Regions from separate parts of the Homo sapiens genome. Here all the other regions are linked to region 1. A link is a loop called in an ENCODE intact Hi-C map of the cell type or tissue named here. Cell type or tissue: psoas muscle. All regions are shown on one strand. Links, peaks and the distances in the headings refer to the core of each region. The heading gives the core; the rest is flanking DNA. Region 1 has its middle 130 kb from the start of ARX. Region 2 holds the start of ARX (aristaless related homeobox). Region 3 overlaps POLA1 (DNA polymerase alpha 1, catalytic subunit).

The links. A loop is a pair of places that touch in the nucleus more often than their neighbours do. Peaks named below come from ENCODE experiments on the same cell type or tissue, not always from the same donor. Only the 100,000 strongest peaks of a DNase experiment are listed, where the experiment ranks them.
Region 2: it touches region 1 in a loop (4-fold over the local background); 12 of 110 quality-filtered maps call a loop at or near these places.
Region 3: it touches region 1 in a loop (8-fold over the local background); 53 of 110 quality-filtered maps call a loop at or near these places.

What each region holds. Positions count from the first base shown.
Region 1 is chrX:25,138,467-25,148,550 of GRCh38, forward strand. No RefSeq gene overlaps it. Among named protein-coding and RNA genes, the nearest start is that of ARX, 130 kb to the left of the region's middle. In psoas muscle, for the core only: a CTCF peak has its summit at 5,786 (motif pointing left); a DNase peak (open chromatin) is centred at 5,765; H3K4me3 peaks cover 862 bases.
Region 2 is chrX:25,011,137-25,021,220 of GRCh38, forward strand. It overlaps ARX (aristaless related homeobox), which reads right to left and starts at 4,829. Exons shown (of 5, transcript NM_139058.3): 1 at 4,406-4,829; 2 at 1,786-2,662. The coding sequence starts at 4,601. RefSeq lists an enhancer at 9,456-10,034. In psoas muscle, for the core only: no CTCF peak of the experiment used is centred there; DNase peaks (open chromatin) are centred at 1,905, 4,875 and 6,785; H3K4me3 peaks cover 5,150 bases; H3K27ac peaks cover 2,753 bases; H3K27me3 peaks cover 7,505 bases.
Region 3 is chrX:24,748,836-24,758,919 of GRCh38, forward strand. POLA1 (DNA polymerase alpha 1, catalytic subunit) reads left to right here. Exons shown (of 37, transcript NM_001330360.2): 26 at 35-157. Among named protein-coding and RNA genes, the nearest start is that of POLA1, 60 kb to the left of the region's middle. In psoas muscle, for the core only: a CTCF peak has its summit at 3,775 (motif pointing right); no DNase peak of the experiment used is centred there; H3K27ac peaks cover 546 bases.

The DNA of each region.
Region 1 (10,084 bases), core at 1,058-9,057:
TCTGTGCTTTTGGCTAAAATAAATAAGACTTCTTTTGTATGAGACCTGATGGTTGGGATTGTTATATTTGATTTCAACAAATGTATATATTTTTTTCTTTGAGACACAGTCTCACTCTGTTGCCCAGGCTGGAGTGCAGTGGTGCAATCTTGGCTCACTGCATCCTCCACTTCCCAGGTTCAAGCAATTTCCCCTGCCTCAGCCTCCCGAATAGCTGGAATTACAGGCACCCACCACCATGCCTGGCTAAGTTTTGTATTTTTACTAGAGACAGGGTTTCGCCATGTTGGCCAGGCTGGTCTTGAAGTCCTGATCTCAGGTGATCTGCCCTCCTCGGCCTCCCAAAGTGTTGGGATTACAGGCGTGAGCCACTGCACCCGGCGTGAGCCACTGCACCCGGCCTAACAAATCTATTACTAGGAAATATATCCTATGTTAAAAGAATACAGGATATGTTCTAGAATCAAATGGAAATTTTAGAATGAAATAATCAAATAATCAGAATAAAAAACTCATCAGAATGGAGAGGACACAGGAGAAGATTAGTGAACTTGAAAACAGAACTATAGGAATTAATCTGAACAACAAAGAGAAAATAGACTGGAAACTGAGTGATTCAGAGATGTGTGGACTGTAACAAAAACGCTCAGAAAGAGAGAAGAAAGAGGGTGGGACTGAAAAAGTATTCAAAGAAGCAATGGCTGAAAAATCTCCCAATTTGGCAAAAGACATAAACCTACAGATTAAAGATCTTGTGAGAATTCCAAACTTGATAGATCTAAATAAATCCATACCAAGACACATCATAATCCAACTTCAGAAAAGTAAAGACCAAGAAAATATCTTGAAAACAGCCAGAGAGAAATGATGGGATTTCTCATCAGAAATCATGGAGGCTAGAAAGAAATGGCACATTTTTCAAGTACCAAAAAGAAAAGAATTGCCAGCCAATTCTATACTCAGTGAAATGATCCTTCAGAAATGAAAAGGAAATACAGATATTCTCAGACTAAAAAAAAAAAACTTAAATAATTTACCAGACCTACCCTTAAAAAAATGGCTAAAGGAAGTTCTTGAAACAGAAAGGGAATGAAAGAATGTTAAAATACCATGAAGGAAGAAAGAACAAAGGAACAAACCGAAATATGGGCACATACAATAGGCTTCTTTTCTCCTCTTGAGTTTTCTAAATTATATTTGACAGTTGGAGCAAAAGATATATAACAGTTTTTGGATATGGTTCTTAATATATGTACAGGAAATATTTAAGATAATTATATTATAAATGGGTATAGTAAAGGGTCTTAAAGGGAGGTAAGGTCTCTACATTTCACTTGAACTAGTAAAATGTCAATACCAATGGATGGATAAGTTATGAATGTATAACGTAATACCTAAAGCAACCACCACAAATTTACCTATGCAACAACTTTCATGGACCCCAAGGGCATTATGCTAAGTGAAAAGAGCCAATCTTAAAAGGTCACATACTAGCTGATTCTATTTATATAACATTCTCAAAATGACACACTGAAATTGATGAAGAGCAAATTAGTGGCTGGCAAGGGTTAGAGATGGTGGGGTGGGTAGATACGACTCTAAAGGGGTAGCATGATGGAGATCTTTGTGGTGATGGAACAGTTCTGTATCTTGATTGCAGTAGTGGTTACATGATTCTACACATGTGATAAAATGGCATAGAACTATACATACATGTTTGATGAATGTCTGTTTCCTGGTTTTAATATTATATAAGATGTAACTATTGGGACAAACTGAGTATAGGGGACATGGTATAGATCTTTCTACTATCTTTGCAGCTTCCTATAACTCTATGATTATTTCAAGATAAAAAATGTTAAAAAGAGAAAACTACATTTCTTTGGTGAAAATGTTTTTATTTTAATTTACATTTTATAACTACTTTTTCAAAATGGGATATTATTTTAGTTTTTTCCATTATTGTGAAATTTAACTGTCACGTAGAAATCTTGGATGACATTAGCAAATCAAAACAGGAATTTTCTTTCCTGAATATTACTTTACCATTTGAGTCACCATGGTTTTGAGATGGGAGCTATTGGTGTCGGTATTTATAGGGAAGGATAATGTGACTGCCCCATTCCCATTTTACTCAATCACAAGCAGGACTGCTCAGTAGGAATGCTAAAAGCATTCAAATCTCTCATTATGCCTCCCTTACCCAATGACCTAGTTTTATGAGTTGGTTGGCTGCTGTCAGAGGTACATTGGTGGCTGTGGAATGGAATTCTCCCTACACAAGGTTAAGTAGCCTATGTGATTCTCTTTGTAACCTTGACTAACTGAACTTAGATTAACTGCAAGTTTTCTCTTGTGACTGTCATGCGTTTCCCTAATTAATCACATTTTCCGGAAGCTCTATCTGTACAACTAACTAGACTAGATCTCTCTGCAGACATGGGAATAGAAATTACTCTGGGAATCTTGATTGTGTTACTGATTTGCATAGCGTTAATGATTTGTATGTTAATGCGATGGAGAGGCCGGGGACTGCATATGAGTAGAACCTGTTTCCTGTTTCCACTTCTGGAGCCATGCAGGGTCAACTTTACCCTTCTTTTTGAGTTTCTCTTCAGTTGCTTTTTGTTTGTGCTTTATATTTTATGGCTGGAATTTAATTTTAACTAAATTTATTTAGAATTTATTTGAAAAATTATTTTGAGCTCTCTGCTGCTGTAGCAGGTACTTTTACATACGCCATCTTATTACTCCAAACAGCAATCCTTAATTTTAACTAAAAATTTGGTATTTCAGTATTCCACTATGTTGGCATTATGTTTAAATGCCAAATTAAAAATTAAAAATTTGATGAGTACTGTCAAATGCATTCTATATGACACACACGACACTTAGATTTGTTTGATACAATAGAATTATTAAATATCCCCTAAGAGATTTAGTATCATTTCAGTGCATACAATGAAGGAAATTCAGGGACCATAGTCAAGAAGCTCATCTGTTGAAAAGAACTATACAAGATAGAGTAACCTGACATAGAATATTTTCATCCTACCATTTACTTACTTTTATTCCCGTACTGTTTATCTTTGAGGAAGTTTCTATTTCAAGTATTATTACAGATGTAGGAATAAAGGTGAGATGAATGATATTATATTCCAAGGTCTATGTAGTAGTTAAATGATAATGAAAACCACAGTTCATCATGGTAAAGCAAACACACTTGGAAATGTATTATTGTTATTATTATCATTATGACAGTGTTGAGAGGGGCTCAATTAATCAATCAAGGGTGTAGCCATCTGATAGAAAGATGGGTTTTGTAATAAGAGGTTTACTGTTGGGTGGCAGATGTGGCAGACAGCCCAGACAACAAGCTTGGAATGGTGAACTACACACATTCCACTGGCAACATTTATGGCACCGGAAGTGGTATCCATATGCACATATCTACTCAGAGGATCAGAAAAGGGGGAAAAAAAACTAAGAGCACATGTGTGAACATGATTATAAAGCAGTGGACTCCCAAATTATGAGCCAGCTTTCAAAATGCACCCATTGTATGAAATCCAGTTTTGTCTTCTTACAGGTAACATGTACTGCTTGTATCATAATACATGTAATTGTAATAGTATAACCATAGATGTGTTTTTATTCAGTAAATCAGCTCTTATGTAGTATGGTGGGTAGACTCCAAGATGTCCCTCAGTTGTCTCTGCTTCCTCATATCCATCCCCTTTTAAAATTCCCTCACCTTAAGTATGGGCTAGACTTATTGACTTGCTTATAATGAATAGAATATGGGATTATATTCTATCCCATAGAAGTGATGGGATGCCACTTCTGGTATTAGGTTATAAAAATACTATGGCTTCCATCTCAGGGTGCTCTCTCTTGGACTCTTCATTCTTTGTAGGGTGTATTAATCTGCTTGGGCTGCCAAAACAAAATACCATAGACTGAGTGGCTTAAACAACAATGTATTTTCTCATAGTTCTGGAGGCTAGAAATGCCAGATCAAGGTGCAGGCCAGTTTGGTTCCTGGTGAGAGCACTCTTCTTGGCTTGTGGGTGGCCGCCATCTCTCTGTGTGTTCGCATGATCTCATGATCTCTTTTTTGTTTGCACACTGGGAGACTTGGAGTTGGGGGTGGTGGGAGAGAGAGAGAGAAAGGAGAGGAGAGTGCTGGCACTTTGGTGTCTTTTTTTATAAGGACATTAATCCTATCAGATCAGGGTCCCACCCGTATGATGTCATTTAACTGTAATTACTTCCTTAGAGGCCCCATCTCCAAATAAAGCCACACTGGGAGTTAGAGCTTCAGTATATGAATTTTGAGGGAACATAAATGTGCAGTCCATAGCATGGGAGGCAGCCCTGTGGAGAGGCCCACGTTAGTGAGCTTGGAAGTGGATTTTCTACGGCCTGCCACCAGCCATATGAGTGATCTTTGAAGTGGATTCTCCGTCAGTTGGGTCTTGAGATACCTACAACCCTGGCCAACATTTTGATTGCAACCTCATGAAAGACTTAATCAATACCACCTAGCTAAGCTGCTCTTGAATTGATCCTGGTTGATCACAGAAACTAGGAAATAATAAATGTTGTTTTCAGCTGCTAAGCATGGTATAATTTGTTATGCAACAATAGATAACTAAAACATTTAATATTTGACTCCTCAATTCCTTTATCAGAAACTTTAGAAGTAGGATATATCACTAAGAGAGTCTGATTATCAGCAAGAAATGGAAGAATAGGGCATGTGAAAAGAGACTAACAACCGTCCCTTTATTTATCATCTTCTTTCCAGAAATGATTCGTATAATCTGTGAATATCCTGATGGATGTAATGATTTTACCTAGCTCAGGGAATTATGCATTTTATGGGAGCTACCTATAGGACTTTTGATTCTGCACATGCATTCTGAATAGAATATATGGAAATTCCTTGTTACTACGGGATTTCATGGATGCAACTGTCATTGAGTAAAATGTTTAGAACTATCTGCACATGGTCGACAGGGATGGAAGTTTGATAGACAGCAGGAGGTGGAAGTTGGCAAATGAATCATTTACAATTACGGTCCTGCCCAGCAACCCTCAAATTTCCTGAGTGCCCATGGTAAGGATCCATTTGCCTCCAGCCTCTTAAGGCTGTGGAGTACCCCCGGTCCATTGGCATGCTGGAGTAGTTACATTCGTAGCCAATTAGCAGGGTGGCACACACTCCGCCAAGAAGCCCCAGTCTCTATAGACCCGGTATAGAGAGTGAAATTAGCTGAGACAAATACCTGTTAATCCCCCGTTCTTGGCCGGCATGGAGCGCCTACTGTGCAGTGCTAATAGTTCTGGGAAATCCCAATTCCCAGTGTCAAGAGTTGAACAGACTAAGTCTGTTAAATGAAGAAATTTACAGCGCATTAGCTTTGATCAAGAAATGCTAGGTGCAAGTCTCTTAAACAAATGAAGGCTACTTGGGAATACAGGTCACTCTTTCTGGGAAGCTGTTTTTGAAGGACTTGATCTTCCTTCTTTCCCATGCCAGAGCCAGGGATAGAAAAGTGGCAGTTTGAGTGGCTGGACCTGGGGGAAGTAGAAAATAGTCTTATTTAGACAGGAGGGGACAGCTGAGTGACTCTACCGGAGTTTTGTCCAAGGGAGCTTGGATATGGTTTTCAAAAATGGGAAATTTGTGATAAAAATCGCAGGAGACCTTACAGCTTCCAGCGAAGGCTGGTTTATACTTATATGTGTAAGTTGCGCCCTCTGCTGGCTGGATCAAGCCATGTTCCCGTCCTCCCCCTTTCCTGGGAAAAACGTTTTGTATTTTCCCATCTAAATTATGTTTTCAGTTGCATTCTATCAGCCCGTTGCTGTCTATGCAAAGAATGAGGCAAGCAGAATTTAAATCGTGGCTTGTACCATTATGCCTGTCACTCAAAGCTCTGCATAGCGGTTCTCAGAGAAGGGCGAAGGATGGTTCTCAGAGAAGGGCGAAGGATTCGGGAGTTCTTGGGGACATACTATAAATTTTCAGATTCTGATTCCTTGGCTAAGTTTGCAGACATCCAGGTTCGTTTTTTTTTGTGTGGCATATCTTTTAATGTGACCATTGTTCCGCTGTGGAAGGCAGAAAAATCTTTCCTTAGTACCAGGAAATGCTTTTAATTCAGACAAGCTTTTATTTCTTGGTTGCGTCAAGTCTAAGGGAGTTTGGCGATTGCCCTCAAGCTTGGGATAAAGGCAATGGAAAGAGGATGAATAGAATCACAGCGAGACAGGAGGAGGGTGGGCTGATGAGACCAGTGAAGGGAAGAACTGATGATCTTACGCTCGAGTGTCAGTAGCCTTGTGTCTAGGAGGAAAGATGATTTACATTTTGACATGTCAGTGAAAGGAAACCCAAAAGAAGTGGTGCAACTAACAATTTGTTAAGAGCTTCTCAGGGGTAAAGCACTATTCAATTTTTTTTCCAAAAAAGGAAGAAAGAAGTATCCATTCCAGGGAAGGCAGGGGAGAAAATACAGCCCTGTCCCCTGAGATGAGGTAAGCCTGCCATGAGGAGTGGAGGTGGTAGATGGTGCTGTAGAATTTCATTTCTGGAAAGGCATATTCAAAATGTAGCCTAGGATGTTTGTGAAAATGAACCTATATCATCTTAATCCCTCTAGACATTGACAGGCATCATTTAACTCTCTCCCTCTACCCGCTGCACAGGGGTTGGCATTGTTTGGCGTGGTTGGCAGCACTAAACCCTATGACAAAAAACACAGGTGCTTTTATAAACTGGGATTAAGTCATATTTAGCAGAGACGTACAGCTGAGCTGTTTGGATAACCCTCTCCCTCCTCCAGTCGGCTTTAGTTGATGAAAGCATTCCCTAATACCTGCAGTCACTGTATGCTCATTTTGTTGATCCCAATTCATAAAAATAAAATCTACAGCAAAGAAGTTTCTATTGATGTCAGGCCCTGGAAAACTCTCTTTCAGGCTGAGACCACGCATACGGGATGTTAAGCCCTTACAACAATGGATTCCAGCTACTCATGTTTACCAAGAGCTAGGGATCAGGACCTATGCTGGTATTCTATAATAAAATATTATAGTGATTACACGGGGACAGTCCACGGGCATGTTTAATCTGTAACGTGTATGCAATATAATATTGCTGAAACCTTTTAGGTGGCTCTAAGCCCTGAGTAATAAAAAAAAAATCAAGCATTTTGCTTGCCATTGTGATTTTATAATATTGTATTTTGGCAGTTTTTCTTACACATGCTATATATTTGGGTTAATGATGATATGATAATCTGATCTTTATAATTTGAGTTTTCTTTTGTATACCAAAGTGTTTATGAATAATTCACCATGGTAATGGTTCGAAGCATGTGTTGCAGCGTCAAACAGGCTTGGATTTGATTTTAATAAATGTGTGATCCGAGATAAGTTATTTTGTTTTTGGACTTTAGTTTCTTTGGTTATAAAATGGGGATAATTATAGTACCTACTCATGGAGGATTTAGTTAAATTATGCATAAAAAGTTTAGTCTAGTTCTTGGCCTATGTAACTTCTAAAAATGTTAGCCGTGTAACTGGTACATCAAATAGATAAGACTTGGGATGAGATCAGAAAGCATAATTTTTTTTGGTTGCCCATTGTCCCTTTACATTTTGTTTTGTGGAGAAAGTTCTGTAGCCACTGGATAAAAATTTGGTTAAGCCCCAAGATTCCCTGGCTACTCATAGGACAAAGACAGTTCTGAGATGACTTTAATTTGCAAATCCAGACTCAATTCAGTTAAAATTGTTGGGTCCCAGATATTCCAAATGTGAATTAGAGTTAAATGTCTCTGTTTTCCTGCTTCTCTTTCCCTAGCTTGCTGTCCAAGTTTCCTGACCACTTTGGACTTGGCGCAGGGGAAGAGAGGAAGGGAAAGACGAGCAAAAGCGTTCCTATTTGCTGACCCTGTTTCAGGGTGGCTTTGTGATCTCTGGTCAAATGTTTAAAGATGATTGTCTCACAGCATCATTTTTGTGGGTTATGCAGGGACCCTCGACTGGGCCCCCTTTTGATTTGGGCATTGCCCCCATCCTCTCTCCATCTTTGCTCTGATGACACACCCCACAGCTTCTTCATTCTGGAGGCTCCATCCACAGTCAGCAGGCTGCCTTCATAGGCGGGGTTGACATCTGATCCCTGGGATTTATACACCTTTGAACTGTTACTGGAGGGCAGTGTAGTTACTTGCTAGATGCAGCCCTTTAATCTAATGTCTCCATTTACATTGCCTTTCTAAAGTGTGAGTCAACCAGCGGTTCACTGTATGCCATTTGCTGTTGAACACGTATTAAGCTTTCCAAGCCATGCCTTGGAGCCCATCTCACCTGACTTAAGGATAGAAGGGAGTGCCCCCATCCCATCTCATCCCCTTGGAAAACACAATGGTGAGACTCAGAATTCAGTCCTTTCCAAAAGGTAAAAATTTATTCTTCTTATGAATTATCTTAATTTCCAACACTCTCCTTTTATATCCTTGGCATGGATGAAATATGTAACTGGTACTTATTCTCCTACTATGAAATTTCCTCATGGTAGTCTATTTTACAAGTCATTTTGGTATCTGATGTCCAAGTGTCTCATTCAAAACTCCCAATGAAACATCCTCTTATAGCTGTTATCTATGTGAAAGATGTTTGATTTGCTTTATGCTTTTCTCTCATCTAGTTCCCATTGTGACCAAGTGGTAAAAACATGAGCTCTTTCTGAGAAACTTAATCATCTAAGTAGTTTTCCGAAGTGCTATTTTTTGGCCAGTTATTTTGATATTAGCCACAGAGAAAATGAGGCCTAAGGAAAATGTATTGATTTGCTATATTTTTAAGGTGGATTTCAAGGAGTTTTTATAACATTTGAATGTTTCAGAAATATGGAAGTATGCAAAATTGTCTGAAAGGTTGTTCATTGCAGTGTTGTTTGTAATGATGAAAAATGAAGACAATGTAAATGTCTAAATCTAGGTTAGGGTATTGGCTAAATTGAACAATGGAATACTAAGCTATTATTAAAGTGATATTGTAGAGGAATGTTTAATGACCTGGAAAGATGTTCATAACCCACTGTACATAAAAAAATGAAAAACAAAAAATAAAAAGGCATGTGCTGTATTTTCTTGTTTTGGTAAAAATATGCATATCTATACATAGAAAAAACACCACAGTGATATCCATGAAAATGTAAATGGTGCTGTTATATAAACTTTTCTTTATGTATATATTTTTAATATTTATTTTTAGTTTTAGTTTTTCTGGGTACATAGTAGGTACATATACTTATGGGGTACATAAGATGTTTTGATACAGGCATGCAATGTGAAATAAGCACATCATGAGGAATGGGGTATCCGCCCCTCAAGCATTTATCCATCGAGTTGCAAACAATCCAATTACACTCTTTAAGTTACTTAAAAACATACAGTTATTATTGACTGTAGTCACCCTGCTGTGCTATCAAATAGTAGGGTCTTATTCATTCTTACTATTTTTTTTGTACTCATTAACCATCCTCACCTACCCCCCAGGCCGCCACTGCCCTTCCTAGTCTCTGGCAAGCATCCTTCTACTCTATATGTCCATGACTTCAATTGTTTTGATTTTTAGATTCCACAAATAAGTGAGAACTTGCAATGTTTGTCTTTCTGTGCCTGGCTTATTTCATTTAACATAGTGCCCTCCAGTTCCGTCTATGTTGCTGCAAATGACTGGATCTCATTCTTTTTTATGGCTGAATAGTACTCCATTGTGTATATGTACCACATTTTCTTTATCTATTTTTTCACCTGTTGATGGACACTTAGTGCTGCAATAAACATGGGAGTGCAGATATCTCTTCAATGTACTGATTTCTTCTCTTTTGGGTATATACCCAGCAGTGGGATTGCTGGATCATATGGTAGCCCAATTTTTAGTTTTTTTGAGGAACTTCCAAACAGTTCTCTATAGTGGTTGTACTAATGTATATTGCTACCAACAGTGTACAAGGGTTCCCTTTTCTCCACATCCTTGCCAGCATTTGTTATTGCCTATC
Region 2 (10,084 bases), core at 1,481-9,480, 130 kb before region 1:
CCGGCTCGCTAATATGAAAGAGCGGGGCCGCCGAAGCCTGGGACCTGGGGTTGCCCTGCCGGTAGGCCCCCAGTCCACACCTGAAACTTCAGCACCAGAGGTAAACCGTCTCCATAAGTGCCCTCCGTTGCCGTTGCCCCCAGCTACAGTGGGCATCAGCAAATCTAAAGCGGCACTCCAGGCTGGCTCAGGGCCGGAGCCAAGGGGCTCAAACCCCTGGGTTGGAAAGAGGTGGGGGTGGGGCGGGGAAGAGGAGCTGCCCCTCCTCGTGCACTTCGGTCCTCCCCCGCCCCTAAGCCCGCCAGAAGCTAAGAAAGGGCGGACGTGGATGCCAACTGACACCAGCTCAGTTTCTTCTTTGGAAATACACACGTACGATAAACGCAAAACGCTGGTCGGCCAATTCGCTATTTGACAGCACACATAGGTTTTCAAACTTATTTCCTTTTTTAAAGATAAGGAAAGGACTGGGTGACACAGGGGAAGACCAAGTGTAGCCCAAGGGATGACCAGGTTTAAGTGCCTTTGCCTGGCATTAAGTCTGCTCTTTTCTGTTTCTGGTTGGGAGAGAGTTAGGCAATTGCCAGGCCAACTACATTTTGGAGTAGCTCGGCCTCCCGAGCCCTAAGCAGCGATTTCTCCTCTGGTTCAAAGGGGCGGGCAGCATTCCCCTTCTAAAATGCACATTGAAAAGCTGCGCACGTCTCCTTCGAAGGAACTGCCCGCGCTTGACAAGCCCCGCGCTAGGCAGTCACCGATCCCTTTCTCCCCCTCACTGGGGGACGTTTGCCCTAAGACTGGCTCCTCGCCTGAGCTGAGAACTTGGCCTTGGGGTGGGAGAGAAGGATCCCTACCCGGGCCGGCGCCCCAGGTGGTGAATAAGCTGGGGCCGAGGGTCCAGTCATCACACAGGCACATGTTTCCCAGAAAAACAAGTGGGAGGTGGAGCGTGACCAGGTCGAACACCCGGCTTGGACACTGATCCAAAGAGAAAATTCCCCCAACTGCTTTGTCTACTCCCTGCCAGGCTTCCAGCAATCATTGTCCACCCGGTAAACCCGTTTACATTAAACGCACGGTGGGTTTAATATGTGTGTCGGGAGAGGACAGAGAGTAGAAGGGGAGATTCTGGCTGGGGCCCCTCAGGTGTTCAGACACCAAACACTGCCCAGTTCTGACTTCCTTTGGTTATTTCAGGAGTCCTGAAACGACAGAACTCGGATCTTTTTAAAGGCCTTCTCCGCTGGCACGGGCTCCAGCTTCACTGCGAACTGCGTAACTGATACCCACCAGGCCCCTGGGGCACCAGGCGGGGGTGGCGAGCGCACAGCACAGCGACCAAAAATAGCCCCTGCTTTGCTCTGTCTGCGGACAGCGCTTCCTGAGCCTCGCCGGGGACCTAGCCGGGACCGCAGCTCCGGAGGCCTTGTGTCTGTGCCCTCTGCTGTGCGCGCGTCTCCAAGGTGGCGCTTTCGGGCGCTCTTTGGAGAGGCTGTTTCTTTTCCTCTCTCTAACTAAAACTTGTAATTTGAAAACATTAAACTGCAACGACCTTGGGAAGAAGATAAACCATTCCAGCCTAAACTTAAAGCCCGAACCGGGGTGGGGGTCGGGGGAGTGGGTAGTTTGGGTGAGCAAGGGTGGGTGTGTTGGGAGGGCGCTCTTCCACAGAGTCCAGGAGCCAAGCGTCCGCCCCGAGGCCGGGGCCCCTGCCAGCCCGCTGTCCCTCCCTGGGGCCCGCGTGCGCTCTCTGCCGCTGCGACCGCGACCACCCTACGCGCATACCTGGTGAAGACGTCCGGGTAGTGCGTCTTCTGGAAGGCCCGCTCCAGTTCCTCCAGCTGGTAGCTGGTGAACGTGGTGCGGTAGCGCCTCTGTTTGCGTTTCAGCAGCCCCTCCTCCGAGTCGCTGCCCGCAGAGAGGCACACGCTGTCCTCGCCGTCCTTGCCCTCAGCGTCTTCCGGGTGCAGCAGCAGCTCCTCCTTGGGTGACAGCTCCCCGCCCTCTGTGGCCACTGCAGCGGCAGCTGCTGCGGCCACGGCGCCAGTGGCGGCCACAGGACAGCGCCGGGGCTCCTTGAGCAGCGCGCGGGCGTCGTCCTCCAGCAGCTCCTCCTCGTCGTCCTCCAGCAGTTCCTCTTCCTCGTCCTCATCTTCTTCGTCCTCCAGCAGCTCCTCCTCGTCGTCCTCGGTGCCGGTGCCACCACCCGCAGCCGGGGCGCTGCCCGGGCCGCCGGCCACGCCGAGGCGCTCCTCCGGGTGCGTGACGCCCCCCGGGCCGCCCAGCTCGTCCAGCGCGGGCGGCGGCGGCACGAAGGGCGCCCCGTTCTCGCGGTACGACTTGCTGCGGCTGATGCTCACCTGCGGCGCCTGGCTGATCTTGAGCGTGTCCCAGGCCGCGGCGGCCGCGGCCGCGGCTGCCGCGGCGGCCCCTGCGCCGTCCGGCCGTTCCCCGGGCCGCGCGGTTGGCGGTGGCGGCGGAGGGGCCTCCCCGCGTGGACCCGCCGTGGCCGTGGCGGCCGCTGCCGCCGCCGCCGCCGCCGCCGCCGCCGCCGCTGCCGCACCCTGAAGGAGGCGGCCCCCGCCCGGGCCGTACAGGCGCCGCAGCTTGGGCGGCAGGTGCAGCTCGGCCTCGAACGGGGCGCTGCTGCTCTTAGGGGAGCCTGCGGGCAAGGGAGAGCTATCAGCCAGCCGGCCGGCCGGGGAGTCCCAGCCAGGGCTGCTGCCGGGGCCCGCCCGCAGTTGCTCCCCCAGTGCCTAGGCCCAGGCGTGCGGGGACCGCGCACCACCAGACTTCGACGCCTTGGCCTCTTTCTCCACTTTTCTTGCTTTTTCTTTTTCTTTCTTTCTCTCCTTCTCCCTTTCTCTGGGTTCCTTCTTTTTTCCCCTTTCCTCTCCCTTCTTTCCGTTCCCTCTCTCACTCTCCCCCTTTTATTTCCTATCTTCCTTCCCTTATCTATTCCTCTTGCCCCTCTCTCCCTTCCTTTTCTCTCCTTACCTTTTTTCTTTTTCTTTCTCCCCCTCCCTTCTTTTCCTCACCTCTCTTTCTCCTTCTCTCCCCCTTTCTTTCTCTTTTTGCAGGCTTTCTCTCCCCTCTCTCCTTCTTTCTTCTTTATTCCTTTCTCTTTCCCCTTTCCTACTCTCTCATTTTTATTTCCCTTCCCACGTCGGGGCAGAGGAAAATCCGAAAACATTCTACAACTTTAAAAGAAAATCACCACTATCCTGAAAACTTTGCGCATGACCTCTGCCCGCTGCTCCACCATGAGGGCAAGGGTTGGCAAGAGGGGTGCAGCCCTGAAGGCGACCGCTGCGGGGCGGGGTGGGGGAAAGCGGCCCTGTGGCCCCAAGTGCAGGCCGCGCCCCAACAGCCCACAGCGGGAGAGGGTGGGGGGGCTTCTTGCACAAAAAGGCAAAGAAAAATCATCCTGGCAAAAATGTTCTGGGAAAGGTCTGGGGCAGAGAGGGAGTGGGAGTGCAGCAGGCGCAGGCCGCTCCTTCCTTTTGAGGAAGCGCCTGGCATAGGTGCCACTGCAGGCTAAAAAAAGAAAAGAAAAAAGTCAGTTTTATTTAAATGCCCCCTTCTCAACCGTCTGCTCCTGCCATCCAAATTGCGCTATGGCCGGACCGCTGGTTTTTGGATTTTAAAAGAAACCAACAGTTCTTTCCTTTCCCTGCGACACCTCTGCAGCAAGCTCGAGGCGAAACTTGAGGATAACAGGTTCGGGGTAAAAGGACATTTGTTCTGGAATTTTTAATTTCAGAAAAAAATAAAATATTTTAAACAGCTCGTCTATTTTAAAAAATAAAATAGCAGAGAAAAAATTAGCATCCAGAAGTCACACATTTCATACATTTTAAATACATTAAGGAGCATTTGGAGAATCCCAGGAAGATGTTTTCTGCAAAGCTTGGGTTTAAAAGGTCACAAGTAATCTGCAATTAAAAAAATAAAACCAAAACATTGCATATACAGAAATCTTCCAAAGAGGAAAGGCCAAGGCTCACTCAGCCTGGAGACCCCGATTCACCAGCTTTTGGGCTTCTTGTCTTCATCAAGTTGGTGCTACAAGGGTCCACCGGCCATCTACTGTTTCTGACCTGTCGCCGCTCTTCAGAGCACACCCAAGGCCACCAAAAGGGGCATTTAAACAACCTAACGATCAACACCGAAAAGCTAAAGGCTCCCTAAGCGAAAACGGGCCTTTTTCTGGAAGCAGGGAGGGAGGGAGGGAGAGACAGCCCTGGCTAGATGTTTAACGCTCTTTGAGGCAGCAGGCCTCAGAGTTATGCCCTCTCCTTCCTTCCTCTCCAAATTGACAATTCCAGGCCACTGGCCCCCGAACACCAAACATCCAAATCAGGGCCCAATGCCCTTAGTAAGTGCCTGACGGGAGCATCCTTACCTTGCACGGCCTTTTCCGGGTCGGCGCGGCTGGTCAGCGGAGCAGGCAAGCTCTGCGCGGCTCCCAGCAACCGCATTTTGCACGGGCTCCTCCGGCCCAGGATGCTGTCGATGCAGTAGGAGGAGAGCAAAGTTGGAGATTTACTTTTGCACTCGGGCCTCTCGGAGCAGCCCTCCTCCTGGTACTGATTGCTCATGGCTGGGGCTTTTTCCCAGGGCGCAGAGAGCGGATCGCCGGCTGCCTCTCCCGGAGGGTGGGATGGATGGGTGTGTGTTGGGGGTGGGGTTAGATAGCGGGTTATAACGGATATTATTGCGATCTTTGTGCCTTTCTGCCTCCCTTGGTTGCCGGCTGCCGGCTCCCGCCCTGCCCGCGGCCCGAGCTCGCCCTCTCCGCGCTCAGGACAAGCGGTAACAAGTGTAGTGAGCAGCGGGCGCTGAGCTCTGGAGTCTCTCTCCTCCACGTGCTGAGAGGCGCCCTCTGATTGGCTCTCGCCAGAGGCCGGGCTGCGTCGGCCTGTGGGCGCGGCGCAAAGCCCGGACTGGATTCCAGAGGGGCAGGCGGGGGTGGGGGCAGCGGGCACGCACCAGAGCCAATTTTCCTTTTCTTTCTTTCTTTTTTTAAGTTACCAATTTTCTAAGTCCGCTATCCTCTTCCTGCAGCTCCTCCTTTGACCCTTTAGTGTTGGCCGAAGTTCTAGCTTATTGGGATGCCAGGCCTGTGAATGCCATCTGGGTGGCGTGCGCCCCTTCCACCAACCCGAGGACCTCGCTCCCTGGAGGCGAGGCCTCGAGGCTCACGTTCAGACTCACTCGGCACTTTTCAAAGCCGATATTGGGCTCCCAGGACACCGCCTTGACCTCCCTGGCGCTCAATTGCCGTCCTCTCTAGGCCGGACGGGCGTCGGGGGGCCAGGGTGACCGCCCCAAGCAAACATCTGCCGTCTGGGAGTTCGCTTTTCTCTTGCGGCCCAAGGCATTGCGCTGTCTATCTTCACCCTGAGCCCGACTGTGTCTCTCTTGTTTGTAGCGTCCCCCAACCGCTCTCCTCTCCGTTTTAAACTCTGGAATGGGAAAAAGCCTCCTTACAGACAAAGCTCTGCCATAGGCGCGCGGCCTTCCCTAGAGCATTTACTGGGTGGGAAGGGACAGGCGAGTATCAGCAGCGAGGAGGGGCGACTGGGGACGAGTCTGGGGGCCTCCTCTTTCTCCCTGGACTCTCTTCCCTCTTTCCCCCACAAATTCGTATCTGTTAGGCCTTCACCCTGAGGCTGTTCACCTTCCAATCGCAGCTAGGGAGCAGAACCCTCAGGGATCCCTGACCTCTCCAGGGTGGAAGGAACCCAAATTCGGCTGCAGCCAAATCTAAGCGTCTAAAATTCTGAATTCTCATGACCTGGCTCCCTTGAGCAAAGGTGAGAGAGTGAACCTTAGAGAGAGCGCCTTTCTTCCCAAACAGTTTCCAGCGCCGAGAACTAAAACCCAACTCCAACTGATGTTGGGTCGAGCCTGGGCCAGCACGGACGCCTTCCCTGCCTGGGTGCAGGTTCCCAGGGATTTCCAGGGGCCCCAACGCTGGCAGAATTGGGGCGAAGGTGGTGGGTGAGAGAGGGGCCAGGGAGGGGGAATCCACGCCGGGTTTTCCTCTCTCAACTCCCTTCAATGTGTCAAAGAGAAAAGCATTTTACAAAGGATTATACTTGAATCACTTACAGTCAGTATTTAAAAATACAAGGATGCATAACTGGGATTTTTTTTTTTCAGCCATAAACATCTGCATAACTCTTGGATGCTGGTGGGTGGGTAGCAGACAGATCGGGCTGCCTCCGCAGGAAACTTCAAGACAAAACTGGGGGGAGGGGATGAAGGGTTGGGAACAGGCACATTAATAATGCGAATACTAATACTGATACTACTACTACTATTAAAGACAGGACAAAAAGAATTCCTCTGTCCCTCTCTCTCTCTCTCTCTGGCTTTTAGCTTAATTCTCATCCGTTTTTTTCTGCACTTGGATGATAGGGCGGGCTGTGGTGGGGAGCGGAGGAGAACCCGAGCCATCGCTGACATTTGATTTTCCTTTAAGCCCTCTCTGCGATTCAAAGTCACCTGGGATCTCTCCTTGCCTTTCCCGCATTCTTCCTTTTCCATCCCCACCAAGAGTTCGGTGTTTTTACACCGTCCGGTTCAGCTTTAAACTAACATTCTGCGCGCTGATTTCCTCCCACATTCCCTCCCCCGGCCCCGAAAGCCCATTCCAGGCGCGCGGGTCTCATCGCAGCCAAGAGGAGTAAAGACACTTCGGTTTCCTCCTAGCCTCCAGCCGCGGACCCTCGCGGGCGTCCCTGCGGCTTGGTGGTTGGGAGAGACGGAGGCACTTTTCCCTCCCCGGCGGGCCCCGCGTTGGAAATCCACAAGACCCGGCTGCCGGGTGGCTCAGTGACTTCAGAGTCGGCTCCGCACACGCAGGGAGTGGGCTGAAAATGAGTCCAAGAAAGATCGTGTTAAACAAAAACACAAATGCACAAATCATTTCTGAGAGCCCAACGGAGTTTCAGCTCTCTGGGTGGAAGACTTCTTTGCCTCCATCCCCCCTCCTCCCCCTTGTGCAGCTGTTCTTCTTTTAAAAGAAGTCGGACTTTCTGCTGGGGTGTATTCTAATTTTAATCATCCACTGTAAAAGGGGAGGTTAACAAAGAATTTCTGATTCTGACTTAATGATCCCTGGAATTAGATCTAATTCTATTAATGGAATATAAAGTGTTTTCGGGGGAGACCTGTGTGAAAACACTAGTTTTATTTGTTCTGTTATTTTATTTATTTTTGTTATTTTCTAATCAATCTTCCCAAGTGAGGATGCTATTGGGAAACACGTCCATTCACCTCGGGGAGAAGGGCCTGACCTAGCTCACTCTACACCCAGTGGCCCTGAGACCACCTTTGTCACAATCCAATACCCAACTTCAAAAATCTACAATTAACTTTTGCTATTTCTAAGAGATTAAATTTAAAAAATTACAGAAAACTTTTCTAAGGTGCTGGGTAGAGAGACATAAGACTGTGCTGTGGTCTCCACAATGCCTAATCAGGATATGGGATTATATATATATATATATATATATAAAATATGTTATTCTATATATCATTTTAGAAACAAAATTATGCGTCTAATATCTAGGAAGAGGGTAACTGATGTGTTGAGTGGGCAGACTTTTAAGAATTGGGCTATAGGATTACGTATGAAAGAACTTACAGTTTAGCCCAATTTAATTTTACTTTGCCAGGAAAACGACACTTCACTTTCTTTTTGCCTCACTTTTACTCACTAATCAAAAGTAATTGCATTTTAGTGATAATATCATTCTTGTTTGTACTTTGTTATTCACAAGTCCTGGCTCCTCTAATCTTTGGGGTCTGTAGCTGTTGGTTTGCTTTTCCTGGTCTGCTTGGAAAACAATGGTTTGCAGTTTATCTGCTTTTAAAATCAATCACTAAATAAAAATGACAATAATGGCTGGAAGTGAAGGTCACATGTGTTTAGAACTGTTGTTTATGGTGAAAAATGGGGCTTGTTCCTAGAACTGGAAATAATAATTTACCTAGAAGAGGAGAGTGGAAGGAGAAACCCCTTTCTTTTCTGAGAGCTAATTCTACATTATAGTTTTAAAATTACATTTGCAAGAAATGTGGAATAAGGGGGGGTGGCAGTTAGATGTCATTATCCAGAAAAAAAAAATGTTTGGAAGAGAGTTAACCTCACATACTTTTCATTTGAGATGTTTTAATTTATTGTGCAATATACACATAGATAAATCAAGCTGTGATGGGCTTCCAGTTGCACCGGACGGCTCAGGTCCCCTTAAATTACGATCAGCCTCTTCAAAACATATATTTAAACAATAGAAATAAACTTCATTGGAATCTAGCGACCAATTTGGAAGCCACTGGAAGAGAAGACAATAAGACCTGATTACACGCAAGGATTCTCTGTGATGTGATATCCCTTTTGCCAAGTCATTTTGCTGTTTTATTTATTTAATTTCTTTTTTTTTTTTAAACAAACTTTCATTCATTTATGGTCTTCCGCAACCTGCTAATTTAACACTGGAGCGCGTTATTGCAGTGTTAGGAGGAGAGAAAGAGAGAGAGAAAACAACAATACTGCAATGATCCAAATGATACAGTAGAATTATAGCAATTATAGTTCTACTTGTGGAAGAAAACCTTGCTGAGATCAGGCAAACAAACTGAAGCCTTGTGAGGATAACAAGCGTCGGGATTGACAGCCGGTGCTGGGAAGAGCCGGAGGGCACAAACAGAAATATTTGCTTCCCCCCACCCCCCCTTAACTCCAACCAGTCAAGGTTAACCTCCTCAAACGCTGCTTTCAGAGTCTTATCCACTTCAGGGTATGCATTTTATGCACAAATCGAGGTGTCTCCTCCTGGAAGTCTGGTAATAGGAGGAAGTGTAACATAATCCGCTTGCCTAGAACTTGCCCCTCGCCTTCTTGGCCTCCTGCGTGCTCTCCACTTCCTACCCTGCCTCAGTTCTCCCCACGGCTGTTGGGATCTCTCTGTGGACGGTGTTTATTTGTTGATGTATTTTCAAAGAAACAGCCCGTGGAAAGGTCCAAAGGGACTGATAGAACTTGGATTTCCTGGGAAGACTCTGTCGCGTTTGCTAATCCTTCCCTCTTCGCCGTGTCCTCCTCCTAAGCCGTGGGTTCCACAGTTAGGGCTTGGCTGGGAGAGGTTTGTTGGGAAGCAGCTTTTTTGGAAGCCTCCCGAGGACCACGGCCGAGCCCTCAAGGTATGGACGCGTGAGTGTGATGGCTATGTTAGGACAACTCCCCTTATTTGCAAACTTCCTCACTTTCTGTTGCCCGTCAGCAGCCGGGGGAGGGGGTGGGGGAGCAAGAACTAGAGAGGAAAGAGACCCCCTCACCGCCACCACCATCAGCCATCCGGGCGGCAGCCGAGGCTTTTTCAAGCTTTGCTCCAAGCATAAAGCTGGACGAGATGGTCGCAGCCTCCTGTCTGCTCTCAGAAGAGGGGGTGTGTGTCCCCTCCCACGGGCGAGAAGCAGGTGGTTGGGCTCTGAGCTCTCACGGAGTTCCTTGGCGGGAGTTCCCCATCTCCTGCCGCACCCATCCCTCCAGGTTTCCAGACCTGAGAGAGAGGGAAACTTTACTGTGCCCTGTAATCACCACCATCTGCTTTCTCCTCTCCTCCGCCGGACGGCGGGACCCCGCCTGCGGCCAGGGTCGAGGCGTCCCCGGTGCAGCGTTGACTCAGTAGCTGCTGCTCCGGGCGACCCTGGACGGGGTGGAGGGTGGGGACGGGTGGGCACAGATTGGAGCTAGAGTAAGATGCAGCGGGCTACCCAACGCGTGTGTCAATTCCCAGGCCGCGCGGACCGGAGCTGGGCTGTCGGCGTCCGCACCCCCAGCCTCCCCACCTCAGCCCCCTTTTCGGGCTCGGCTCAGCGCCACGGCCAGAGCGCGCCCCCTAGCGGGGGCTCCGAGTGGGCCGGGCTCTCCTGCCGCAACCTCTGGGGACTGAAGTTGGCAGAGCCCAGTGATCCGGCAGGAATGAATGGGGGAAAAAAACAAAAGCCTTGGAAACATTTCCAAGTGTTCAATAAAAGACCCATCTGTACCTTTCTTCTCCAGCGCGTT
Region 3 (10,084 bases), core at 134-8,133, 390 kb before region 1:
TTGTTGTTTGTCTTTTGTTCTGTGTGGCCTGCAGTATGACATTCGACAGAAGGCTTTGAAGCTCACAGCGAACAGTATGTATGGTTGCCTGGGATTTTCCTATAGCAGATTTTACGCCAAACCACTGGCTGCCTTGGTGACATACAAAGGAAGGGAGGTAAATGGCGTAATAACATTCACATCTCTAGATATGAGAGTATTTTTAACTATACATGTTATAGTGTGGGAGAGTCAAGTTTATTACCTAGTTGTACAGCATCAAATACAGTACCCCTCTCTTTGGATGACAGGTTTGAGACAAATAGGCATTTAAATAAGGTTTCATTAATTCGTGTGTGTGTGTATTTATTATTGAACATCTACTGCATGCCAGGCATTGTTCTAGGTTCTCAGGATAGAGTGTCAAGCAAGACCTAAACGATCCCTGTTATGAGGCTTACATTCTACCCAGAATGGGAGGGGTTTGGGGTTGGGGACGACATGGGTTGGGAATGTGGGGTGGTGAGAGGGTGGTTTGGGAAAACAGACTTTAAATAAGTAAATAAACATGTATAAGAAATAACAGAAAATATGATAGAAGTAAATGCTCTGTAGATAATTAAAACAGGATGGTGGGCTAGAGAATGTTTGGATGGCTGGTTTAGATTGGTCAGGGAAGGCTTCTTTGAGGAGGTGACATGAATGAGAATGACTTAAGAGAGTTTTTTTTTGCTGATGGATTAGCTTGGAGTGTGAGTGAAAGGTAGAAATCAGGAGGATAACTAGTAGAGCCTTTTACTAAGATGGAGGAAACTGGGAAAGAAGGATTAAGAATTCTGTCATGGATGTGTTGCCTTTGGCATGAGTAATAGAATTCCAGACATAATAAGGAGGCCATTGGATGTATAGATCCAGAATTCCAGGAATACATCAAGACAGGAGTTATGGATTGAGAGTTATTGGCTTTAATAAGATGGGCCAGATACCAAATAGAATTTAGGTACATCACTTTATGGACACTGTAAGCTTCAACTGTTTTAGTACTATGTGCATGGGTTTTTCTTAATTTGTAAAAGAATAGTTACGCTGAATATTAAATTCCATTTAACTCCCTGTCTGTGGGTTTAAGACTATTTAGCCTTAAAGGAGGTAGGTAGTGGTCATGGGAAAAATGCTTATATTGGGGGGTCTGTACTCTGAATGCTCTAGAGCAGTGGTTGGCAAATGATGGCCATCGGGGCAAATGCAGCCTGCCATCTATTTTTGTAAATAATGTTCTATTGGAACAGAGCTAAACTCATTTATTTATGTATCATCTGTGGCTGCTTTTGTATTACGAGAGCAGAGCTGAGTAGAAAAGATGGAGGCTCACATGGCCCGCAAAGCCTGATATATTTACTCTCTGGTCTTTTTTAGAAAAAAAGTTTGCTGACCTCTGCTTTAGAGTTTAGATCAACTCTGTCCAGTAGAACTTTATGATGATGAAAACGTTCTCCATCTGCACTATCCAGTGCTGTAGTCTCTAGCCACAAGTGGCCAGTGAGCACTTGGTATCTGGCTGGTGCCAACTAGCTGAGGAACTGGATTTTTAGATTGCTTTAATTATAATTAAAATGAATTTAAACTTAAATAGACAAATGTAGCTAGTGGCTACTGTGTTGGACAGTGCAGATCTAGCTGGTATATGAAATAAACGTCAGGATGTTCAGAATCACTCTTCTGTTGGCAGCCGTATCTCAAAGATTTGTCTTAGGGCACAGTGAGGAAGGGCAAAACATGTATTGAACGCCAGTGATGTGATAGAAGCTTTCCTATGCATTATTTCACTGAAATTACACAAGAATCCTTTGAAATAGATAATAACGTTTTCATTTTTTAGATGAGGAAGTTAAAACTCAAGGAGATAAAGTATAACAAGTGGTTATTTTGAATGTAAATCCTTTTAGTACAGTAGGGTTGTCTCTTCCATCTCAAGATGTCATTTATGACTCTGGTTCTGCTTTATATTCGACCTCTTATTACAGGAAGATCATGATTTTTGGTACCCATCTCAAGACACAGGTCTCTTTTTACATGAGAAAGATATAGGTGTTTTAGGGGCTAGTTGAAGTGAGGGAAGGGAAGGATGCTTTCAGTTTCTTAAGCTAAGTTTACTTTAAAATTATTTAAATTTTATTTCTTTACAAGTATCCAGTGGCTTCTGATGGAATACCATCTTATTTTTGTATTAGAAAATGCACTCACTATGCCCCAACTGGGTGATAATACATGGGTTGACTATTGAGATTGGATCAAGGTTACTCTTAAGTTTCTCACGAGAGGCAATAGTTGACAATTTACTCCCTTGGAGAGTGCCTCTTGCTGCTGGGAAATCCCTGTTGTTACATTTTCCACATTGGCTCAGAAATCCACAAGCTTAAAAGGGCACTGTTGATAATGATAAGCCCCAAATTTGTCCAATGATCTCCCCCACTCTCCTAATCCATTGGATTTTAAGGGCAATGGTTTTCTTTAGCTGGATTTTTAATAGCGAGTTTAAACACAATTTTAATTTTTCTGTTATATAAAATATAACAATAACAAATCTTTAATAAATGAACTATAAAAAACCCTGTTCTCTCCACTAAAAAACAAAGGATTTCAGACGAATCTAGAACTACTTGTTTGTGATTTAAATTCTTGGTATCTGCTTTCCTCTTTTCTCTTTACCCTTTGCTGTTTCCCTCAAATAAGGATAAATAAAACTCTGGAAAGTAGGCCTTTAAAGTAATATGAGGCTACTGAGAAATAATAATTACGCAGTTTCTCCCAGGAAATCTTATTCTAGAAGAAGATCCAAAGTCACTTACAAATATTATTTCCTAATATAAAAATGATTTTTAAAGTATTGGTGATAATTGTTAGCACTGGTGGATGGAAGTAGTCTATGTGATATCTTTCTTTGGGTTAGCGTCTCTTAATTATTAAAGAGGTAGGAGGAGTGAAGTGAAAATGAGAGCCAGTGTGCTGAGATTTTGGAATACCTTTGTAACTTATTAAACTAGTATTTTTTGTGACAAGATACGAGTGGGCAGAATAATATAGTAACCTGCAGATCTTACAAATTCTTTGCTTTTAAAGTCCTTGTGGGATAAATTAGATTAAGTTTCAAGTGGAAATTAATGAGAAGGAAACCTGGTAGCATGCCATTGCAAAAGATTATAAAATTTTGCATTTGGATGTGGATTAATACACAGCCTAGGGAGGCCTTGAAGCCCCCTTTTCCTTTTTATTTTTAAGTCTATTTTGTGTTTGCTCAGTTTTCCTGGAATCGTGCACGTTTGGCTCTAGCGACCTAATAATTTCTGTAATCAAATGTATTATGGCTGCTAGAATACTCAGAGTAATTACTAATTGTACTTTTTAAAACAGGTTTATAATAAAAGTGCTAGTAGTTGTGTCAAATGGGCATCAATATTGTCTTTTCACAGGTGTGATCTTTCACGCTTAAACTCTTCCATGATTTTGAATTGCTTTGTGGTAGAGGAATGAGCTAATGGGTAAGGAATTGTATGAGGGATCTCACAGTGTGTACGTTATTTAAAAGTAATGAAGTCAGTGTTTCAGAGTACTCTGTGGATCTATAGAAATACCATCTGTATTTGTGTTTGTTCTCAATGTGTGTGTAGAGAGGCATAAAAAAGAAATTGGGCAAGCCTATGGCACTGAGTGGACATATATTTTTAAACCATGAAGAAAAGGGGTATCAGTTGTCAAATGTCTGATGTGGTAATTGAAGTGATTGTTCACTAGATGGCGATAGACACCCTGAGATCATTAATCAATTAAGGATTTTATTCTGTGAACAATAGTGAAGGCAATTTAATGAGTTAAATCTGTCCACATTTTAGACTTTTATTAATTTTGGAACTATTAAAGAAAAGCTAAAACTGGCCCAAAGGATTGTAATACTCTAGTGTTTAAAATAATTATGATTTTTTAATCATTAGTTATATTGATAGGAACAGTAATTTATCATAGCAAGTTAATTCTTCTATCGAGTAGCTAAATTCTGATTTCTGGCCATGGAGACACGATACATGACTCCCTCAGTCACAGTATCAGAAGCTAATCTAAAGGGAATTGGAAATGATTTTGATATATGATTTTGCCTTTTTGAATTTGTTTTTTTATTGCGAAATTTTTTATTTTATTTTATTTTATTTATTTATTTTTGAGATGGAATCTCTCTCTGTTGCCCAGGCTGGAGTGCAGTGGTGCCATCTCGGCTCACTGCAAGCTCCGCCTCCCGGGTTCACGCCATTCTACTCTCCCTCAGCCTCCCGAGTAGCTGGGACTACACTACAGGCGCCCACCACCATGCCCAGCTAATTTTTTGTATTTTTAGTAGAGACGGGGTTTCACTGTGTTAGCCAGGATGGTCTCGATCTCCTGACCTCCGGATCCACCTGCCTCGGCCTCCCAAAGTGCTGGGATTACAGGCATGAGCCACCACGCCAGGCCTATTTTATTTTATTTTATTTTATTTTATTTTATTTTATTTTATTTTATTTTAAGAAACAGGGTCTCACTTTCTTGCCCAGGCTGGAGAGCAGTGGTGTGATCATAGTTCACTGCAGCATTGAATTCCTGGACTCAGACAATCTTCTCCCCTCAGCCTCCCTAGTAGCTAGGACTACAGGCATATGCCACCATCCTTGGCAAATTTATTTTTATTTTTTGTAGAGATGGAGTCTTGGTGTATTGCCCAGGCTGGTCTCCAACTCCTAGCCTCGAGGGATCCTCTCACCTTGGCCTCCCAAAGCTGTAGGATTATAGATAGGAGCCACTGTGCCTGGCTTTATTGGGGAATTTAAAACTGACTATGTACTTATAAGTATACTCATTGCATAACTTTAGTTTAACGGGAATATTTGTCTTGATGGAATAATTAGTACTTACTGACATTGGTATTATTTTATTTCTCTACTCTCTTATTTCTGTGTCCTTGAGAAAGCCATTTTTGGTCTGGATTTTTTATTGCATTTTAAAATGTATGCTCTGATGTTTAGGTATAGAGTCCATGCATTTTCATTTTCCTACCTGATAGGCTGAAATAAGCTTTGCCAGCCTGCTTGCCAGTTGGTCGTAGACTGCCTGGCTTTTAGTTGTGTTGGAGCTGGAATTTGTGCACATTAAAAGTGTATCCAAATCATTAATGCAAACATTACAATCTTGGCAAGCCTTTCTGGGATTTTCTTGGTGATGTGGTAGCACCTATCAGGATCCCTTGGGAAATGGCACTAGGACAGAGGGCTCTAGCCTTTGTTGATGTTGGTGATGAAAGAGAATGAGTGACTATGAAGAATTTTACAATTAAATATTAAGAGAAGTCTTTCATCTTTACCTGTAAATAACCAAAAATTTCACTTTTGCAATCTTTTTCTTTCTTTCTTTCTTTTTTTTTTTGTGGGGGGCAGGGGGGCAGAGTTTCACTCTTGTTGCCTAGGCTGGAGTGCAATGGCGTGATCTCGGCTCACCACAACCTCCACCTCCCGGGTTCAAGCGATTCTCCTGCCTCAGCCTCCCAAGTAGCTGGGATTACAGGCACGTGCCACCACACTCGGCTAATTTTGTATTTTTAATAGAGACGGGGTTTCTCCGTGGTCAGGCTGGTCTTGAACTCCTGACCTCAGGTGATCCGCCCACTTCGGCCTCCCAAAGTGCTGGGACTACAGGCATGAGCCACCGCACCCCGCTGTGATCTCTTAATAGCCTAGTTTTTCTTTAAAAAAGTAAAAGCAATAAAATATTATAGAGACAACTAAAGACCATTTCCTCCCCATCCTCTCTCATTTCTTTTTCTTTTTCGGAGGTAACTTGCCCAGAGTTGGTTTTGTCATTCTTGCCCATGGGTTGTTCTTTTTTGCTTCTGCAACGTGTATATACATGTGGTGTGTTAAAAGTTTTTACCATGTATGTGTCATGCTATACATATTCTTTTGCAGTTTGGAAAAGCAGGAGAAAAACTCTACTCTGTATGCCACATTTTAAGTATATTCATCTTGATACATTTTTAGATTTGATTCATTCATGTTAACTATTGTATAATATTTCGATGAATATAGCACAGTGTATTTTTTAATTCTGCCATCATCCATATCTTTAGGTTTCCAAGTTTTCATTTGTCTTAATTATTTGCTGTTACAAACAGTACTGAAGTAGACAATACCACCTTTGTGAGAGTTTCTCTGGTATATTTCTAGGAGTGGAATTTGTACAACATCCACAGCAGTATATGAGGCTTTATTGATAAGAGCAGCCATTTAATTTATCACAGCAAGCTCATTTTTAAAAATCAAGTAGCTAAATTCATATGTCTGGCTGGAGCCACAATACGTAACTCCCTCAGTCACAGTGTCAGAGGCTAATCTTAAGAGAATTGGAAAGGATTTTGATATACAATTTTGCTTCTTTGAATTTTTGTTTAGTTCTCTGTTGAGGCATTTTAAACTTACTATATATATACTTAGACTTGTTGCATAATCCTTGATATTCCACATCCTTGCAGCACTTATTATCTGAGTTTTTATTTTTTGGTCAGTCTCATGGGTATGAAAGGGTATCTCATTGTGATTTTAATTTACATTTTAAAATTATTAGTTAAGTTGGGCATCTTTTCATGTGTTTATTAACTCTTCCATTTTCTTGTCTGAATAGAACATAGATGTTCTATTTTGTTGGATTGTATGTCTCTTAGTATTCTTAGGTATTCAAAAGCCAATCCTTGTTTTGTCATTTGTGCTGCAGAGATCTCTTTCAGTCTGTGGCTTGTCCTTTTACTTTATTTGTAGTCTTTCATTATGCAGAAGTTTCTAATTTTAATGCCAGATATTTAATTTTTTCCTCCTTACACTATGTGGGTTTTTTTCCCACAAGAAAGCTTTCCCTCCTCTAGTGACGTAGACATTCTCCCCTGTTTTCTTCTAAAAGTTGCAAGGTTTGGATTTTCTTATTTAGGTCTTTAATCCTTCTAGAAATTATTTTTAGGAATGATACAAGTTAGGAATCTAATTGTACTTGTTTGCTTCCTTGTAGAGTTATTGAACGTTCCTGTATTGTTCCTGTATTCCAGGGGTTGGCAGACTTTGACCCATGGGCTAACTCAACTCAAAACTGCCTTTTTTTGTAAATTAAGTTTGATTGGGACACAGCCCTACCCATTTGTTTATGGCTGCATTTGTGCTACAACAGCAGAGTTGAGTAGTTGCCAGAGATACTGAGTGAACTCCAAAGCCTAAAATATGTCCTATCTGGCTCTTTACAGAAAAAGCTTGCAAACCCATGGTCTAAAAGATAGTCATGAAAGAGTAGCTCATATTTCCAACAGTAGCAGATATAGTCAGTGAAAATAGAGGAAATTACACTAAAGGTTGTAAGAAGGAAGGAAAACAATCTTTTGGACATGTAAAAAATACAAAGTTTGGGCCGGGCGCGGTGGCTCACACCTGTAATCCTAGCGCTTTGGGAGGCTGAGGCGGGTGGATCACCTGAGGTCAGGAGTTCAAGATCAGCCTGGCCAACATGGTGAAACCCCGTCTCTGCTAAAAATACAAAAAATTAGCCGGGCGTGGTGGCAGGTGCCTGTAATCCTAGCTACTCAGGAGGCTGAGGCAGGAGAACTGCTTGAACCCGGGAGGCAGAGGTTGCACTGAGCCGAGACCGCATCACTGCACACCAGTCTGGGCAACAGAGTGAGACTCCATCTCAAAAAAAAAAAAAATTGAAATTTTACTGATTCTTAGATTGTCATATGAGAACTTCCCTCAACCCAAGTAGAGTAAAGGGGAGGTCTGTGAATCCTCTGAAGTTGTATGTAATATTTTGTGTGTCTGTGCATATGTGTACTTTTTTGGAGGAGAGGATGCATAGCATTTAAGAGACTCAAAGGGGACCATGATGTGAAAAATGATAAAGAACGCTGGTTCTTATGTTTCATTTCTGGCCTCTTATGTAACTTGAGGGGAAACTTTAGCCTTAAAAATGTATACTTTTGTCACCTAAAACATGGCAGTGCGAAGAATTTTCTTGCCAAACCAGACCCATTTAAACTGTGTGGGTGGTAGGAGGGATGAGTTCTAATTCTGTCTCCAGAATTTTTATAGCCACCATTAAGACTACTTTTAACTTCAGCTGACCTACTAACATTTTGATTTTTTTTAATATGAGAATTTCTTTTAAGGCTAATATGAAGGTTTAATGTATTTTGGCAGACATATTTTATGTTAAAAAAAAGCAATATCCTTTGTTAGTGATCATGAATTACCTATCACTTTCAAAGTTGCTTACATTATAAAATTTGAAGCCAGATAATTTTTAAATTTCGTTTCTATTGTCATATTTCAGGGATGTTTGGATTCTAAATTCCCGGCAGTTCTTCAGAACTGATAACACATACTATTCAGCTTTATTAATTCACATTCTACTCATTTAGAATTTGTGGTAATTCAGATGGAATGAGTTGAAATTCTTCTTAGTACACATTAATAGTTATTTCAGAGCCTAGGTTCTTTTCATATACCATTAAAAATACAGGTTGAGTGTCCCTAATCTAAAAATCTGAAATGCTCCAAAATCTGAAACTTTTTTTTTTTTTTTTTTTTTGAGACAGAGTCTTGCTCTGTTGCCCAGGCTGGAGTGCAGTGGTGCGATCTCGGCTCACTGCAGGCTCCACCTCCTGGGTTCACGCCATTCTCCTGCCTCAGCCTCCCGAGTAGCTGGGACTACAGGCGCCCGCCACCATGCCCGGCTAATGTTTTGTATTGTTAGTAGAGACGGGGTTTCACTGTGTTAGCCGGGATGGTCTCGAGCTCCTGACCTTGTGATCTGCCTGCCTCAGCCTCCCAAAGTGCTGGGATTACAGGCATGAGCCACCGCGCCCAGCCCAAACTCTGAAACTTTAAGTGCCGCCATGATACTCAAAGGAAATGCTCATGGAGCATTTTGTATTTCAGATTTTTGAATTAGGGATGCTCATCCAGTATAATGTAAATATTCCAAAATTCCAAATTCAAACACTCTGGTTCCAAGCATTTCGGATACTCAGCCTGTACTGTAGAAACAACTATCTACATTTAAGTAAGTGGCATTTTATCTGCAGATCGTTTATATTGATGAACTTGTACTAAGGAACCATCTGTTTGCTTGTCCATTTGTCTACATTCTTTCAAAAATTGATGAAAGTAATGTTGGTACTTTCAAATAAAGGTGAAAAAAGGAAGCTGTAATTTGGAAACACCCCATGGAAGCCCAGTCCAGATTATAACTTAGACTTTCAGTAATTTGAGAGAAATGCGATGATAAAAATTCAAGTATATAGAATAATTTATGCTTATATATGCTTGCATTATAATAAACAATATATACTTATATGAAAAATATATGGTAAGCATATAATATATATGTTATATATAATCTATTATAACAGTGTTGCATTTATAGAGATTAAATAAGTGGGTTACACTTAGGCTTGATTTTAATTACTCTATATGCTTGAAAATACTGAGTATTTCTTTCAAAATGGCTAAGATGTTAGACTTGAGACAAATTCAGAATAACCTTATTCTTCTTTCTTAATAGTTGGAAACTAGCATATCTCTAAGATGCATGGATATTGGCCTCTGTGTGCCTTTTAGGTTTTTGGACATTGAAAGGTACAGGTTTAGGAGGACACAAGCCAGTTGATGTAAGAGACAGCTGGGAAGAGAAAGACTAGGTCAAATCTTGCCTGGGGTCTGTGAGTGTAAGAGAAGAAAGCTACATCAAGGAGGCCATTTAGCCATCTTTTGTTTATCCCCTTTGCATTTGCTGAAGTTTTTTGTTTTTTGTTTTTTTGTTTTTTTGTTTTTGAGACGGAGTCTCGCACTGTCTCGCTGGAGTGCAGCATCGTGATCTTGGCTCACTGCAAGCTCCGCCTCCCGGGTTCACACCATTCTTCTGCCTCAGCCTCCCGAGTAGCTGGGACTACAGGCACCCGCCACCGTGCCCGGCTAATTTTTTTGTATTTTTAGTAGAGATGAAGTTTCACTATGTTAGCCAGGATGGTCTCGATCTCCTTGGCCTCCCA